2 separate regions of the Mus musculus genome follow, and region 1 is linked to region 2. The links are chromatin loops, found by intact Hi-C in ENCODE. Cell type or tissue: left cerebral cortex. All regions are shown on one strand.

Region 1 (8,000 bases), 150 kb after region 2:
TGAATACTCGGAACACTGTCTCTGCTGACTCAGACAAGCCCATGGACAGGTACCTCAACCTTTAACCTTTCACCCAGTCTCAGAAAGGCTATCACTCTCATGGGGCCACGTCTTTGCACAAGGCTCATTATCTGCCGTGTTTCTGACATGGAATAAATATTTAACAGCTATGGAATTGAGCTAGAAAATAATGAGTCAGTAGTCAGCTGGAAGAGCCTGACTATAGTGTTCACTGTGTTTTGTTATTTGAAGTAAAAATAGGAAAATTTCATTTCTAACTTCAAAGCCTTGCTGTGTGTTTGGGTTTAAACACTTCACAACTTAAACATATTCTGCTGCTGTGCTGGTATTTTTTTAATCATATGGGTGGATTTTAGTATTATAGTTATGACTTAAAACTGCTCCTTTAAGAACCCATTAGAGGATGTAGGCCCTACATTAGAAAATAATGCTCTTCATTCTATGGCTGCCATGCTACCCCATATAGAGCTAAGGGAGCCTGTGGAAGATTCAAACCACAAAATCTACACTGAACATTCTTTAAATGATTTATCTTTTCATCTGTGTCTGTATACACACACATGTGCACATGCACACGTGTTATTATGTGTACATTCATGCCAGGGTCTGTGGAGGTCAGAAGAGGGCTGTGGGTCTCCTGGAGTTGAGGTGATGGGCAGTTTTGAGTTATCTGATGCAGGCTCTGGGAACTGAACTCAATTCCTCTGGAAGAACAACAAGTGTTCTTAACCACAGAGTCATCTCTCCCCATACCCTAAGCTGGCTATTCTCCATCTCTCTCTCTCTCTCTCTTTCCATCTCTCTCTTCATCTCTGTCTCTCTTTCTCTGTCTCTGTCTCTCTGTCTCTGTCTCTGTCTCTCTCTCTCTCTGTGTGTGTGCGTGTGTGTATGTGTGTATACAGGTGCACATGAAGACTAGAGGTAGATATGGAATATTTTCTTCTACTGCTCTCCAGTTTATTTTTCGAGACAGAGCCTCTCACTGACCGCAGGGATTCTCCTGTCCCCATCCCTCTACTGCTAGGACAGCAAACTGCTAGATACCTAGACCTAGCCATTCCTATGAGTGACAGAGATCTGAACCCAGGTTCTCTGCTTGTGTGGCAAGCACTGTAGGCTAAGACACCTCCCAATCCCTGCCACCTGATCATCTTTAGTTGGTATCTCTAGCGCAAAGTACTGGGATCCATCTAATTGGTTTCCAGATACCTGGGAATTCTAAACTTTGGCGGCTCTGCTCTAATCTAACGAGGCTTAGAAGCACCTAGAAATCTGTTCATTTGTGGCTGGAGGGCTCTGCCTTTGCAGCATATCACCCATCAGGTCTGGAACCAAACCTGGCAGTCAATATTAAAAAGTTAGGAAATCCTCCCACGACTAGAACGCCTACCAAGTGTGACCATTTCGTCCTGATGGCAAATCAAGAACCGGAACATAATGAATCCACTTTGGTCTGAGGAGTAAAAAGCCACAAAAGTCTGATAAGACTATTTGAAGAAACCGTACATGGAAACAGCTTAACTTATGCTGCCATCAAAGTTAAAAATACTTTGTTAGTTTAATAGTGGGTTTAATTTCAGTGTATACTCCATATGTCATAAACAGCAAACAAGTGTGTGGGGTTTTTTTTTCTCTAATTTTTTAAAGATGAAGTTGTTTTCCTATTGAAATCCACATCCAACTTATCTCAGTTTTTCTGGTTTTTGGAAACAGTTTTACTCTCACCATAACCTGCAATGCTAAATACTAAAGATATACAGACCCCATGTTTTTGTAACCAATGGGATTTATATTTCCCAGAGTCTAAAGACTTCCCTAGTTGTGGTCTGTATACTTAAACAGACACATTAGCTCTGTGATCCTGGGGGTTTAGTCTCTACTTCCAGGTGCAGAGGCGAGTGCGGAGACGGAACAGACCAGACACAGGGAGGCTGGGTTTGATGTGTTTGAGATTCCAGCCGTACTTCACAAAGTACACTCTCTACTCCTCACTTAGAACCTTGTGTGAGTTCCAATCTTGTGTAAATAAAAGCACTTCACGAGGACATAATAAAAACACCAGGTCTTTGATAACATCTAGGAATTGGTCCTTGAGCTGGAAAAGGAGGAGACAGAACAGGAGTGTCCGTGACTCTCACAAGGTGCAGGCAGCCAGGTTTCCCTCCCTGGACATCACAAAGGACCTGTGAAAATGTTTCTGAATGTTCTGGTCAAAGGGCCTGAATCAGACAGCGTTGGACAGAGAGCAGGACCTCCCATCTACCGAACAGTGAAGCATGGGTAATGCACACAAAACCCTCTGTAAAATGTCGAATAAAGAAAGCTAGTACCCACTCCTTGTGATATTGGAAGGATTAGGTTATATAACAGATGTGAAGTATCTGACCAAATAAACAGATATGAACCAAACCAAAAAAAAAAAAAAAAAGCCTCCAGTCCAGTAGCTAGTGTTTGGTGTGCTGTCTTCTACCTGCAAGATTAGTCAGACTTTAAACCCCTGGACCCACCACGGCTGTCTCCTCTTGTCATTGCTGTGATGATAAACCCCAGCCAGAGCAACTTAAGGGAGGACAGGTTTTGTTCTGTCTGTGTGTTTTTGACTTATGATCACAGGTCACAGTCCATTATTGTGGGGAAGTCAAGGCAGGAGCACCACCCTCACAGGCAAGATCAGAGAGAACGAATGTGCAAAAGCGCTCTCTCTCACGCTCACAGGCCCTCTTAATCACAGATCAGGGCTCAGCCCATGAAGTGGTTTACCCTACCTGTGTCTTCTTACATCAATCAATAATCAAAATGCTCCCCCCAAGACATGCCACGGCCAGCCCAATCTAGATCATTCCTTAAGACTCTCTTCTCAGGTGACTCTAGGTCATGTTGGGTTGACAGTCGCAACAACCAGCATAATCTCCAACAGGTAAAAGGAAGGGGAACGGGAAACCACCCTGCTTTCTATAGCATCAGAAATACTTGAGAAGGCAGCATCGGTCCAGGACTTCAGTCGCTGTTAGTCGCTGAGCTATCCCCATCTGACATTCCAGATAGATCACAAAGACTATGTAAAACTGCTGATGTCCTCCAGTGGATGGACAGACCAAGGTTCCCAGTGGTGAGCTGGCCCCAGCAGTTAGAAGAAGGCTTTGTAGGAAGGGATTTCAGTGAGGGATAGAAAACCAAGTCAACTGCACTCTTACCCAAGAGAGTTTTAAAACTCCTGACGTTTCCCCCACATTCTCCTTGCCGACTGTGGTAGGTACAAAGGTCAGGGCTGAGATCCCGGGCTTCGGAACACTGTTCAGTCTCTGAGCTGGAGTCTCGGACCACAGGGGAGCCTAGTCATCAAGAGCTGCCCGTGCACACTGACTCCCTTCTCCTTCCTCCATCCCGAATATGCACAAATTAGTGGCCATGATTAGGTAGGTCATAACTCCCCCTATCACCTCGACAGCCTAGTCACCAATCCCAGTTCCTCGTCCCGTTTCTAGACATGGAGCTGAACAACCACACTGCCAGAGTAGTCATAAACCAAGATTACATTTCTCAAAATGGATTTTTTTAAAAACATACTGAATAGAGATTACTTATGATAATCCTCAACATGACCCTGAAAAGCAATGCTTAATTATCTGACAATGTAATTGAATCCCTAAACTTCTCCCTTACCAGAAAGGTCCAAAGCTTCAGAGGCTAAAGACTAGTGCTTACAACCTGTCACACGCTGCCTCAAGGGACATCAACGGATGCAGAAGTTACTGCCTTGCAAATATACTTTCTAAAAATAATCAATATTTTTCTTCAGTGCTTATGACAAAGCAACCAAGCCACTTCATTTTAATTGCTCGCAAGCTGCACAATGACTTGATCTCTTTAATATTTCACTCATAGTGGCAGCCACTGAGCTATGACTAACTCTCTCCTGAGCATCGCTGCTGTATCCAGATGGCAAGAAATTCATCCCCTTCACTCCTGCCTGAAAAGCAATTCTGATTTTTCTCCCCTTCTTTTCCCCTCCTTCCATTCCACCTGCAGTAACTGTTTCCACTCCAAAGGAGCTGGGAGGCGAAAGGGGGAACACCAGTCAAGGGTTAGAACAAGTGAAATTACTTTTTTAAAATGGAGCATAAACCCTGCAGCTTTAAATCCTACTGCATCAAGCCCTGGATTTCTTCCATAACTGAGCTACAAAATGGTAACAAGAAAGGAGGAAAAAATTGCCTCTTCTTCCCAGTCAGCCCTTCCACAGCTCTTCAGCAGGATTGGCAGTGGCCAGCCCATCCCCCACACCTTCCCAGCCCAGAGGCGCCGCCAGTACAGGTGGGCTGGGCACCGGACCTTGGCCCTCAGGCTTCGCCCACATCCGGCGACCAAGGTCAAGGGCGACCGCTTCCTTTCCCAGCCTTAGGAGCCCCGGGAACCGCTGCCAAAGTTTCAGGCCGGGCTGGGGCCAGCTCTGCTCTCGAAACCCCTTGCCCTCAGGCACCTGCCCAGCGCGCCCTGTTCCAGACCCCGCGCCGGCTCCGCACGCCATCCCACCTGGTCCCCACTCACCTCGGGTGGACATGGCTCAGGCAGCCACAGGAAGCGGGAGGGAGAGGCGAAACCCGCAGGGCGTGGGGAGGAGAGGATCCCAAGACGTGCACACGGGCTCGCGCGTCCTCCCAGCCCCGGGCGAGCGCACGCCTCCCGCAGGACACCTGCTCGGCTCGCTGGCTCGGGGCAGCCCGGCGGGCAGCCGCGGATCTGCAGGGCGCGGCGCTGCTGACAGCTAAGGCCGGCTGGGCGGGGCCGGTTCCCCCTCCTGGTGCCCGTGGGCCGGGCCCACTCGGGTCCAGAGGCTGCTGGGGACTCACTGCCCGCTTGGCCACGGCGCCAGGCGGAGCTTTGTTTCTGAGCAAGGTGGGGCGTGTGATGGGGTCTACGTCTGCTACTCTCTGGACCCGAGTCTCTGATGATGATGATAATAATGCGGGGGAAGGAGGGGGAGGTATTGCTGTCAGTGAATGCTTTCCAGCTTCCAGCCTTGGTCCCAGAGAGACACCATTAGAAGGAGTGAGTCTATGCCTTCCCTAAGAGCTGTCCTTCAGTGGAGAAAGAATTTCAGGGTCACCTGAGGGGGATTGACCCTGACTGTGGAGCAGTCTTTGGCTGTTCATAAGCAGGACCAGCTATGACCCTCATCAAGGCCAGTCCAGCTCTAGAAAGGCTGGTAACCGGGATGGGACAGGGCTGGAGCCGAGAGAGGGTGACGAAACCCTTTCTGTGTATCATCAGGACAGAAATGAGAAGACTCAGAAGTCTGCTGCCTCGGAGGTGTGTAGACTGCCTCTGTGCTGGCTGGGAGAACAAAGAACAGCTGGCCCCGAGTTCTAAACTCCCCGAGTCCCTTCCTCACCTCTTCCTCTGTACTCCACAAAGGTCTGGTTATTTTCTGCGGAAGTTCTTCCCAAATCTCCTGATGAAAACGAGATTCACCGAATAGGTTCGGCAATTCAGAAATGCTCAAAGAACAGGTGGACATAATTCTAGGAAAAATAATGGGCAGATAGTTGGAGAACGCCCAGCTTTATGATCCTGTCATCAGGGAAGTGTGAGGATAAAGACATAATGAGAGAAGAAAATTGTGAACTCCAATAGCAACTCCTAAACTCAGCACCTAACATCAGCTCATTGGCTGCGGCCTCAAAATGACTTCTTTCCCTCTGACCTTAGTTCACCATTCGTCCTTCACACCTGAGTGATTCCAGGGAAGTCTCCATGCTCAACGTCCATGTTCCCCAGCCTCAACGCTCCTCAGCCTGCCTCCAGTCTCTGCCTCCTTCACTTTAATTCTACCTGTTGGCCTTGAGAATAGTTTTTGTTTGTTTTGGGGGTTTGGGGAGGGGCTTGCTTGTTTGTTCGTTTGTTTACTTAGGCCATTGTCATAACTCCAAAGCTTGCAGGGTGCCCCCACTGATCAACAGATAGTCTCAGTATTTCATCCAAGCAATTAATTCCACCGACAAAGATTTAGCGAGCATATACTACGTGCCAGTCCTCATGGCAGGTCGTAGGGCCTCAACAGTGAGTGAAACAGGCATGATCCATGTCTAAAAGAGCTTTCCTCTTCTGAAATGTTAAGAACCCTGAACACCGTGCATGCCTGTCCTCCTGTGCACCTCTAGCTATCCCCCAAACACTACATGATGACTTTCCCTGCAGACGTTTCTCAATAATGATGTTTTCTGTCCCCTGCCTTTCTTCACTCTTTCTCTTCTTTGCAAATGTCTTCCTCCCCACCTAAATTAGCCCTAAAGCCATCTCATAAAACATTCCCTGCTACTTCATTGCCCACTGACCTCTCGACTTCCCTGTATTTCCAAAAAAACGCCAGACACACAACTGCTTAACACATTGGTTTTTTTTGCCTCTGTTTAATGATTGCATTGTGTGTTCTCCCTAAAAACCCTGTTAACCATCACAGTCCTGTTGAGTTGACTTTGTTCTGTGAGTATACTGCAGTGTATACATTAGAGCAAATGCCACACAGGGACAGAGGTCCCAGAGGCCTGTCTACCCTTAGCCTAGTGATAATACATAGTCCCTTTCTTCGTCTGCCATAGTCACTCTTATCTTTGTAACCTCATTGTACAGCCACAGATACAGTACAAACAGATCTTACCCTCAAGTCCTTAAGATGCTTATAATAGACCACACAGATGGTCACAAAATATGCTCCTAACTGTGTCTGGATAAGGCGATGCACACAGTGTTTTTAGGCAGAGAGCAAGCATAGTCAGCCTTCATCTTAGCTCTGGGTTTCCCGTCTATGAATTCAAACAACTGTTGGCCAAAACTATTGAATAGAATAACTGTATCTCGTCAGACATGGTGGCACATGCCTACACTCCCAGCACTCAGGGAGCCAAGCCAAGAGGATCCTGAGTTCAAGGCCAGCCTGGGTTACATGGCAACACACGTCTGAAGACGATCAATTGTGTTTGTATTGAACATGGATACTTCCCTTCCCCCTGGCTTCCTAAAAAAAACTTAATACATCGTTTTATGTTACATTTTCATTGAGCATTGGGTTATTATGACTAATCTGGAAGTGATTTAAAGAATTCAGGCAGAAGTGTATAGTTTACATGCAAACATGACAGCATTTTATAGAGGAATTTTGACCATTCGCTCTGATGGCACTAGAAATAGTCTCCCATAGACAATGAAGGGCATGTATATTCAGGCCTGGAAGCTTGAAAAATAAATTAATTATCAAAGATTATCTTTAGCTAAAAGAGTTTCCTATGAACTGGATTTTATCTTCAGATTTATTATCAGGTCTGAGTATATGTGTGTGTGTATGTGTGTATATATATACACACATAACATATGTATATATACACACATAACACATGTATATATACACACATATACATAATATACACATATAGATACACATACATATACATGGTTGATTTATATAGCTTTACTTGACGAGTGTGTGTGTGTGTGTGTGTACACAACTATGTGTGCTCATACGGATGTGAACGGATGTGCCAGGCGTCTTCCTGTATTGCACTTCCCCTTGTTTTTTTGAGACAGGGTCTCTGCACTGAACCTGGAGCTCACTGCTTCCCCTACACTGGTTGGTGAATGGGATCTACCTGTCCCCTCCCCAGCCCCAGTGCTGGGTTAGGCACCTGGTACCCTATCAGCTTTATGTGGGCTCTGGGGACCTGAACACAGGTCTTCAATGCTTCTGGGTAAGCACGTGACATGCTGGGTACGCACTTGACACACTGAGACATCTCCCTTGCCCCAGATACTACTGGGAAATGCCTTCAGAGCCAGCCATATTGCAGAATCCCCTCAGAGATTGGAAGAATTGAAGAACCTTCCAACCTGCAAGAGTCAAGACAGACTCTTCTGAGGTAATAACACTGTGCAAGGAGGCTGAGATGAACAAGGGGCCTTTGGAGACACACTGAGTGCCAAGTTCA
Region 2 (8,000 bases):
TCTGAACACGAGCTAAGCATAGTGGTGCATGTCTTTAATCCTAGCACACAGGAGGCAGAGAGCAGGTGGATCTCTGAGTTCGAGGCCAGCCTGGTCTGCAGAGTGAGTTCCAGGACAGCCAGGGCTGCACAGAGAAACGCTGTCTCGGAAATCTCCACCAACCCCCTCTCGTGCATGAACATGTAAGGACCGAAAATTAACTTAAAATCAAGTGCGGTGAATCTGAGGTGGCAGCCACCCATGGTGCAGTGAAGCCTTCACCAACTATGAACAAAATATATAAATATATGCATGTTGTATGTGCTTGCCTTCAGCCACTCAGTACAAGTGTACATTGCCCCTCTCAGGTTCACAACTACTGCATGGTATGAACTGCAGTGTTTTGTTTTGTTTTTACTATACAGGCAATGATACTGATTTAATAAGGGAAAAGAAGGACATTTTCCTAGTGTTATCAATCAGCATATAAGTATCAAATTAGTATATTTTGGATCAAACTGCTTTAGAGTGCTTGGTTTTAAAAATTCGTGACTCACCTGCTGACTTGCTTTTCACACACACACACCAACACACACAAAATCATTAAATGAATTTCAGCTTGAGATTAGGACAGAATTTCCAATAATTTCTGAGATGGCTTTAAACATACTTCTTCTGCCATTTTATGTATTTATGCAACATGGCAGTCTTAGCATGGATGATTGTAAAATTAAAATATTGATGGAGTCTGAAAAACACTGACGATCCTCTTGGTCCCACAGGTCAGATATTCAGCCATTATTCTTTATGTAACAAAGTAAACAAGAACACTATCCTAGTAGCATAAAAATCCACTTGAGAATTTAATAAATGGTAAAAATTATATATATAACAAAGAACTGTTCTAAAATACATTTCTCTATGATTTTTATCAGTAGATGTCTGATTTATATACTTATTTTAATATTTGCCCACCCAGAATAGTATAAAAATTTCACAGGTGCTAAAGGTTTTAGAGTAGAAAAAAGGTTGAAAACCCCCAGTCTAACGAAGGGTTAACTCGGTGAGATCATAACCTAAGTTTCCCTCTCCCTCATCAGTTAGAACTCTTGAGAGTCAAGATGATATAGAAACCATGCACAAGTTTTCCGTGTAGACTCCCTGGTCCTTGTTTAAACCAACACTCCAGAGCTCTGACATTGCTCTTGAAAACCAAGTGACCAAAGATGACGGCCAGAGTCTGTCGGTTGGGAACTAACTACCCTATAAATAATGCTACGGCCATGTTCTCAGAACGGCTGTCTCCTCCTATAACCATCCGCATCTCTTCCCGCATCTCCGGTTCTCACACTGGCTTCCTACTCATCGAGAGGATCATGCCGGGAGCTCGTGGGTCAGCCTAGTCCTGACCTTAGATTCTTAGAGCAGAAACAATCCCTGGGGGGATGGGGGTGGGGGTACGGGGGTAGGGTCATCACGGGACGCTCAGAGAGTCCTCTTCAGTAACTTCATAGGTGTGCACCCTCGAGACGCCAGAGTACTTTATGCCCAAGAGTCTATTAATCTCAGAGTCTAATATAATACATAGAACCGTACAGTGTAATTAAGCAGAATCCTGCCTCACACTTGGCAAGTTCCCACCAGTTCCACTCCCGGAGTCGTCACCAGTTTGCATGACTCATTGATTCCTTCAAACTTACTTCTCGTAGCTCTGAGAAGGGGCAAACGGTGGACTTAGACCCACCATCCCCTTAACGCTCATCCAGTCACCAGGACTGGGACTAAAAAGCACAGATTTCCCCATGACAAGACCAAGGTGAGCTTCATGCTAATGCAGACCACAGGATCCCTTCAAAGGGAAGGCAAAACCCTCTAGAAGTCCTTTCTGCTTGCTGCTTCCTCTCTTGGGTGCCTCTGTGTGGGGCTTCTTTGTCCAAAAGTGGTTTTGTGGGATTCACACTTGCTCTCTTTAATTAAACCGTAATTTCACGAACCTAGCATAGCCCTACGACATGATTTGGCAACGCAGTTGAGAGGTGACAAACTGTGCTGTGTTGTGATCCGATTTGGCTTTTCTCAGAAATTCAAAGCCAAGCCACGTTATCCGACAACTATAGTTTTATGTATGGCGGCTTAGATACTAAGATAAACAATGTTTAACTGGACAGGAATCTGTGGCACACGCACCAGGCGATGAATGAGAGGAAAAAACTCCTTGCAGCTGGACCTAGGTGCTACTTCAAACATCATGACGTCACCTAAGACCAGAATGGCAGTGATGGTGATGTAATATGGTGATGTAAGACGTAATTGGAGGCTCCTCCTTCAGAACCCTAAACATAGGGAACTCCCACAGACACCATTTCCTTCCCTATATAATATAAGGCCTTCCTGGGAACAGACCTCACCTATCAACTTCTATCCTTGAGCAAAGGATTATCAGTGAGTGATCTCTGTCTATAGTGTGTGTCTTGCAAGCTTTATACTGTGGTTGTAACTGAGCAGGGAACAGAGTGCCGGCCTCAAACTCGGACTCTTCCAGTGGCTCTATCCTTTTAGCTCTGTGGTACCACTACCCCTAAAAGGCTTCTGAGAGATGAGTCTGTTCCCTGTGTTAGTAAACCTCTAGCTGTATCCACTTTCTCATCTGACACCCACATTTTCAAGCAACCCCAAAGCCCAGGCTAGCTCCCCATGAACACCCTCAGGATCCGCTCCTCCGTGGGCCTTCTTGTCATGATTTCTCAAACCAAGTGTCAACATTGCCCTTCTGCCTGGAAGCAATTTTATTAAAACAGTGTTTGTATTGTCAGGAAAAGAATTCACTTGGGACAGTCTGAGTTCCCATTAGAAAGGAGCTGGTACTGCGGTGGGTTAGACAATCATTGTGGGTGATTTAACATTAAGTGGAGCTGGTACTGCAGTGGGTTAGATCAAGCATCGTGGGTGATTTACCATTAATCAAGAACAAAGATTACAGAGTCAAGAACCTTAAGGAGTCAATTTTTAGAGACCTCTACAAACAACAAGAGTGAGCTCACAAAACAGAGCTACAAAGTTGGCTCTCTTGGGAAGGTAGGCACAATCAACTTTCAAATGCCTGTCGGTCAGCTCATTAGAAACACTCCTTTTAGTGGTGAGAACATACCTAGAACACTTGATTCACCATGTCATACCTAGAATGCTTGATTCACCATGTTATACCTAGAATGCTTGATTCACCATGTCATACCTAAAATGCTTGACTCACCATGTTAGTAATTTTCAGGTGGACAGTTGCTCATGTGTGTTCACAAGCTTGTGGTTTCCACACATCATCTATCCACAGGACTACTGTCTTCTTAAAAAGCTGAAACTCAGTGCCCATGAAGCAAAACCTCCTTTCCCTGAATCCCTCCAGTTCTTTGGACACCCCACTTCTGTCTTCTAGCTCAGTGAACCCAATTGCTCAAAATACCCACATGCCATTGGAAGCTCACCTGTAGTGATAATAACATATTAAGAGATTGGGGTGGGGCAGCTATAGAGATGGCTTAGCTATTAAGAGCACTGGCTTCCCCACTACAGGACCCAAGTTCCATTCCCAGCACCCACAGGGTACCCCACAAGCATCTGTAACTACAGTTCCAGGAGATCCAATACGCTCTCTGGATTCTGCAAGCAAAACACCTGCATATAAGTAATCAAATAAAATAATTAAAAAATTAGAAGAAGCTGGGGTCAAGAATGAAGAGATGGCTCCGTGACTAAAGCACTTATTGCTCCTTCAAAGGCTCCAGGTTCTGCTCCTGGTCTCTACTCGAGGACTCACATCACCTGTAACCCCCATTCCAGGGGATCGGATGCCTTCTTCTGGTGTCCCTAGGTGCTGCAACCATGTGGTGCATATACACACACACAAGCAAATACTCATACACATAAAGTAGAAATAAATGGATCTTTTAAAAAAATTATCCAAAACTTAATCATAAAGAAGAAGGAAGAAATCACATTCTCTCAGTCAACCTGGGGCTTGAGGTAGCAGCTCATTACCCAGGAACCGGATGTGGCTTGACAAGTTCTTACCATTGACTGAAGGCCCAGACTTTGAATTCTGGGACCTGATCCATTCAGGGGCCATTAAGACAACTAACACTTGGCTTATTACCCTGCTGCAGCCTGCTCATCTGTCCCTGCCCTGCAGCCAGCCATCTTTGACAGTCTCTTTGGAAGGCCTATAGACCTATGCCTTCAGTTTTTCTGCAAACAGCATCACCATGCCCCAGGACCCCTCCCTCATGAACAGTACATGTCCTTGACACACTTGTCTCGTGTTTGTAGGACAGTCATAGACACTACACTCCGACTCTGACTCAGCTCTGTTTACCCAATGTATCTGAAGGTGAATATTAAACAAATTCCAGAAGAATGTCAAAATATTCTAATTACTTTATTATTTAAAAATCTTTTTGTGTGCATAAGCATGTGTGTGCATGCGTGCCAAATGTGTGTGTGTGTGTGTTTGCATGCTCATGCACATGCCAAAGTGTATGGGTACACACAGAGGCCAGAATAGGGAATCTGGTCCTCTGGGTCTGGAGTCACAGGCACTTGTGAACCTCATGCTGACATGAACAGGGATCCTCTGGATGAGCATCAAATGCTCTTAACTGTTGGGCCATCCTCCAACCCCATTAATATAGATGTATTTATTTTATGTGCGTCTGTATGCACACACCACAGCATAGTGGTCGGCGGCTTGGGAGAGCTGATTCTCTCCTTCCACCAGATACGAGAAGCTCAAACCGCAGGTGCCTTTCACCGCTGATTCATCTCATCAGACCTTAATTAAAAAAAACAAAAAAACAAAAAAACAAAAAAAAAACTTTGTTTTGTTTTAAAGATTTATTTATTATGTATAGAGTTCTGCCTGCATGTATACCTGCATGCCAGAAGAGGGCACCAGATCCCATGATAGAGTCAGAAGAGGGCACCAGATCCCATGATAGAGTCAGAAGAGGGCACCAGATCCCATGATAGAGTCAGAAGAGGACACCAGATCCCACTATAGATGGTTATGAGCCACCATGTGGTTCCTAAGAATTGAACTTAGGACCCCTGGAAGAGGAGTCCGTGCTCTTAACCTCTGAGCCATCTCTCCAGCCCCCTAAGTATTTTGTTTTTAAAGGAGCTTTAGTACCTTTCAATGATAGCGCGAAGCAAAAATGTCTTACATCTACATGATCATAAAATAAATACACGTCAAGGTTGAATTCAAATGGAAATATGCACATTTTCCTAACTTTAACATATTTCCTAGGAAAATCACAGATTTTGCTCATTAAAATCCCAGGCTGCTAGCGCAGATGCTCACTGCCTTCCTTCTCAGGATCAATTATTAAAGCATTCTTCACCCCGAGTCCTGCTGATTCCTGCCTTGCTTCCCATCACTGAGGTCTGGCTACACACAGCCCTGCACCTTGTTATGATACGCTCTCGAGTCCACTCTACAAACCACCGAGTAAAATCTACTGGTTAAGTGGGGGACATCCAAGAAATTTTTATACAAAAGTTGTGAAATTAGTAACAAGTACATTTTTAAAAAAGCTTAAGTCTTAAAATAACAACTGAACAAGCGCTGCTTGGGCTATAAAAATACCATGGAACAGGAGGGGAACAGAGTGTGGAGGCGTTGGATCAAGGAGGGGGTGGGGAGAGCAGAGCCTAGCTTCAGTGGCGGGAGCTGGGCTGCGGAAGCATCTTAGGCCTTCGCAATGCAGCAGGTCCTTTCGATGCCCCAACAAATCCATCCCTGAGATGGTCCACCTGCCGGGCAGGCGATGCTCAAAGGGTCAGACTTACACCTGCCTCAAGGGGGGGTCCAGGGCTATCAGGTGGAGACCCTTTCTCCATCTGCAGCTAGGGACCATCCCTTCTCAGGCTGTGGATTCCAAGCGGCTCTGGTCAGTTCTCAGCAGTAAGAGAAGACCCAGGAAACATGATGGGGGACCAGCAGCCTTTGGCAGCTCCTCTCTTTACTTCCTGGGGAAGGCACTGGCTGTCTGGTACCCTGCTGGCAGTCTGCCTGTCACAGGATGCAAGATCTGAGGAACCAGTTCAGTGGTAGAACCCTTGTCTAGGATAGGTGAGGCCTTAGGACCAATACCCAGTACTGCAGAAAAAAGAACCCACAGGCATGAGGGGCCTTTCTGAGCTTTTCCACCTGGAGCAGGGCATCCGGCCTGGGTTACTCTTCCCTTTACAAGCTTGTCTGCATGGAGCAGGGGTGTGCAGCCAGGGCTGCCCCCTTTCCTTTATGAGCAAGCAGGCTTTGTGCTCTGGAGACGCGACTTTCCCCACATCAAGGTCAGAGCCTGTTCTGATGCTGTGCTTCCTGGCGCCATGCATGACTGTTCTGAGGTGGAGACTCAGATGTGACGGAGCCAGGGAACAGGACACTTCCCCACCCTCTGTACACACACATGCACACACAACTCTTGGATTATCATTGTGAATACCAAATGTGTGTGTGACTATGGGGTGCACATGCCCACAGCGTGTACACATGAGCACATATGTCAGAGACCAGAGGACATCGGTGTCTTGCCCCGTGGCTCTCCGTCTTACTCTTTCAAGGCAGGGTCTCTTGCCGAGCCTTTAACTAGGCTGGCAGTTGGCACCCTCTACGATGCTCCTGTCTCTGCGCCCCTGGTGCTGGGGTCACAGGTGTGCAGGGTCGCGTAGGTGCTGAGGGTTCAAACTTAGACCCTTGTGCTCCTCCTACAAGCAAGCTCTTAGTCTCAGGGACATCTTCCCATCCCCCTCCCCCGTGATTTCTTTTAAACTTTTCTCTCTTCTTCTTTTCCTCACAGATTTTTATCACGATGGTAACGGTGGCCTTCAGTCTTCCTAAGCACTCAGAGTTCAATCGGTGTCAGACTGACTCAATCCATTTCTGGACTGAAATGCAGAGCGGCGAGCTTGAAGCAACCACAAAAGGTAGCTCACAAGGGCTACTGCTGTAGCTCAGAGCTCAAAATAGCTGAACAGCACTCACCAACAATGACGTGCGGGGGCAGCTTCTGCCAGAAATAACTTCTGCGAAAAAAACGCTTGGACTCAAACGGTAAGCCTCAAAAATGGACTGTAATCGCTCCTCATTGACTTCTAAATGCACATCGAAATCAATGATCACTTCTGGGTGAGATGATACTTACAAGGTCAACCAGGTCGAAAATGGGTCCCAGAGCAATGCTTTTGGGGGATTCGAGTTAATTCAGAGTTTGAATATATGGTAAGAGTCTTGTTAGAAAGGAAGCTCTTGGAACCTCTGTTTACTAATAAAAGCATTGACAACATAGTATTTTTGAATTGGTTGCAGAATTTCATATACAAATAAAATTGATTACAAGCAGCTCAAGAAACAAGGATGTCACCCAGAATATAAAAACAAGTATGAAAATCTTTTACCATTGCATAGATCGATTACCTGAACACAGGGCTTTAAGGTTAAAAATGAGCACAGGAAGTATAATGGATGAAGTGGGAATACGCTCAACTGCAGGGTGCTTGCTTCAAAGCAGCCCTTTGTTATGATACCAAACACTAAAGGGAAGGGACTGAAGGAGGAAGGGAGAGAGGAAGGGAGAGGGGAGATAGAGAGGGAGAGAGGGAAGGAGAGGAGAAAGAGAGGGAGAGAGGGAAGGGGAGGAGAGGAGAAAAAGGAAGAAAGGGGGAGGGTGGAGGAGGGAGAGGAAGGGGGAGGTGGGTAGGGAAGGGTGATGGGGAGAGGGAGAGGGAAAAAGGGGGAGGGGAGGAGGGGGAGGGGAAGAGAAGGGGAGAGGTAGTGGGGAGGGGGAAGGGAGGGGAGAAGAAGAGGGAGAGGGAGAAAGGGGAGGAGGAGAAGGAAGAGGGGAGGGATGATGGGGAGAAGGAGAAGCTATCTATGCTTAAAATGACCAGGAGTTAAATCTCACACTTTTGGATTTTGGGTAGTAGGTAGATGTCATAAGGTCTCTCTCCCCTGTCCCTTCCCCTTTCCT

What was found. A loop is a pair of places that touch in the nucleus more often than their neighbours do. Peaks named below come from ENCODE experiments on the same cell type or tissue, not always from the same donor. Only the 100,000 strongest peaks of a DNase experiment are listed, where the experiment ranks them.
Region 1: a loop joins it to region 2, with 3 times the contacts of the local background. A loop is called at or near these places in 39 of 42 quality-filtered maps.

What each region holds. Positions count from the first base shown.
Region 1 is chr19:57,310,124-57,318,123 of GRCm38, forward strand. It overlaps a transcript of Ablim1 not described here. Among named protein-coding and RNA genes, the nearest start is that of Gm50270, 9.5 kb to the right of the region's middle. In left cerebral cortex, a CTCF peak has its summit at 4,738; DNase peaks (open chromatin) are centred at 4,001, 4,208, 4,711, 5,003 and 1 more place; H3K4me3 peaks cover 2,934 bases; H3K27ac peaks cover 2,590 bases.
Region 2 is chr19:57,156,521-57,164,520 of GRCm38, forward strand. The region is part of intron 2 of Ablim1 (actin-binding LIM protein 1); the gene reads right to left. Among named protein-coding and RNA genes, the nearest start is that of Ablim1, 56 kb to the right of the region's middle. In left cerebral cortex, a CTCF peak has its summit at 4,915 (motif pointing right); DNase peaks (open chromatin) are centred at 1,717, 4,973, 5,614, 5,948 and 1 more place; H3K27ac peaks cover 1,899 bases.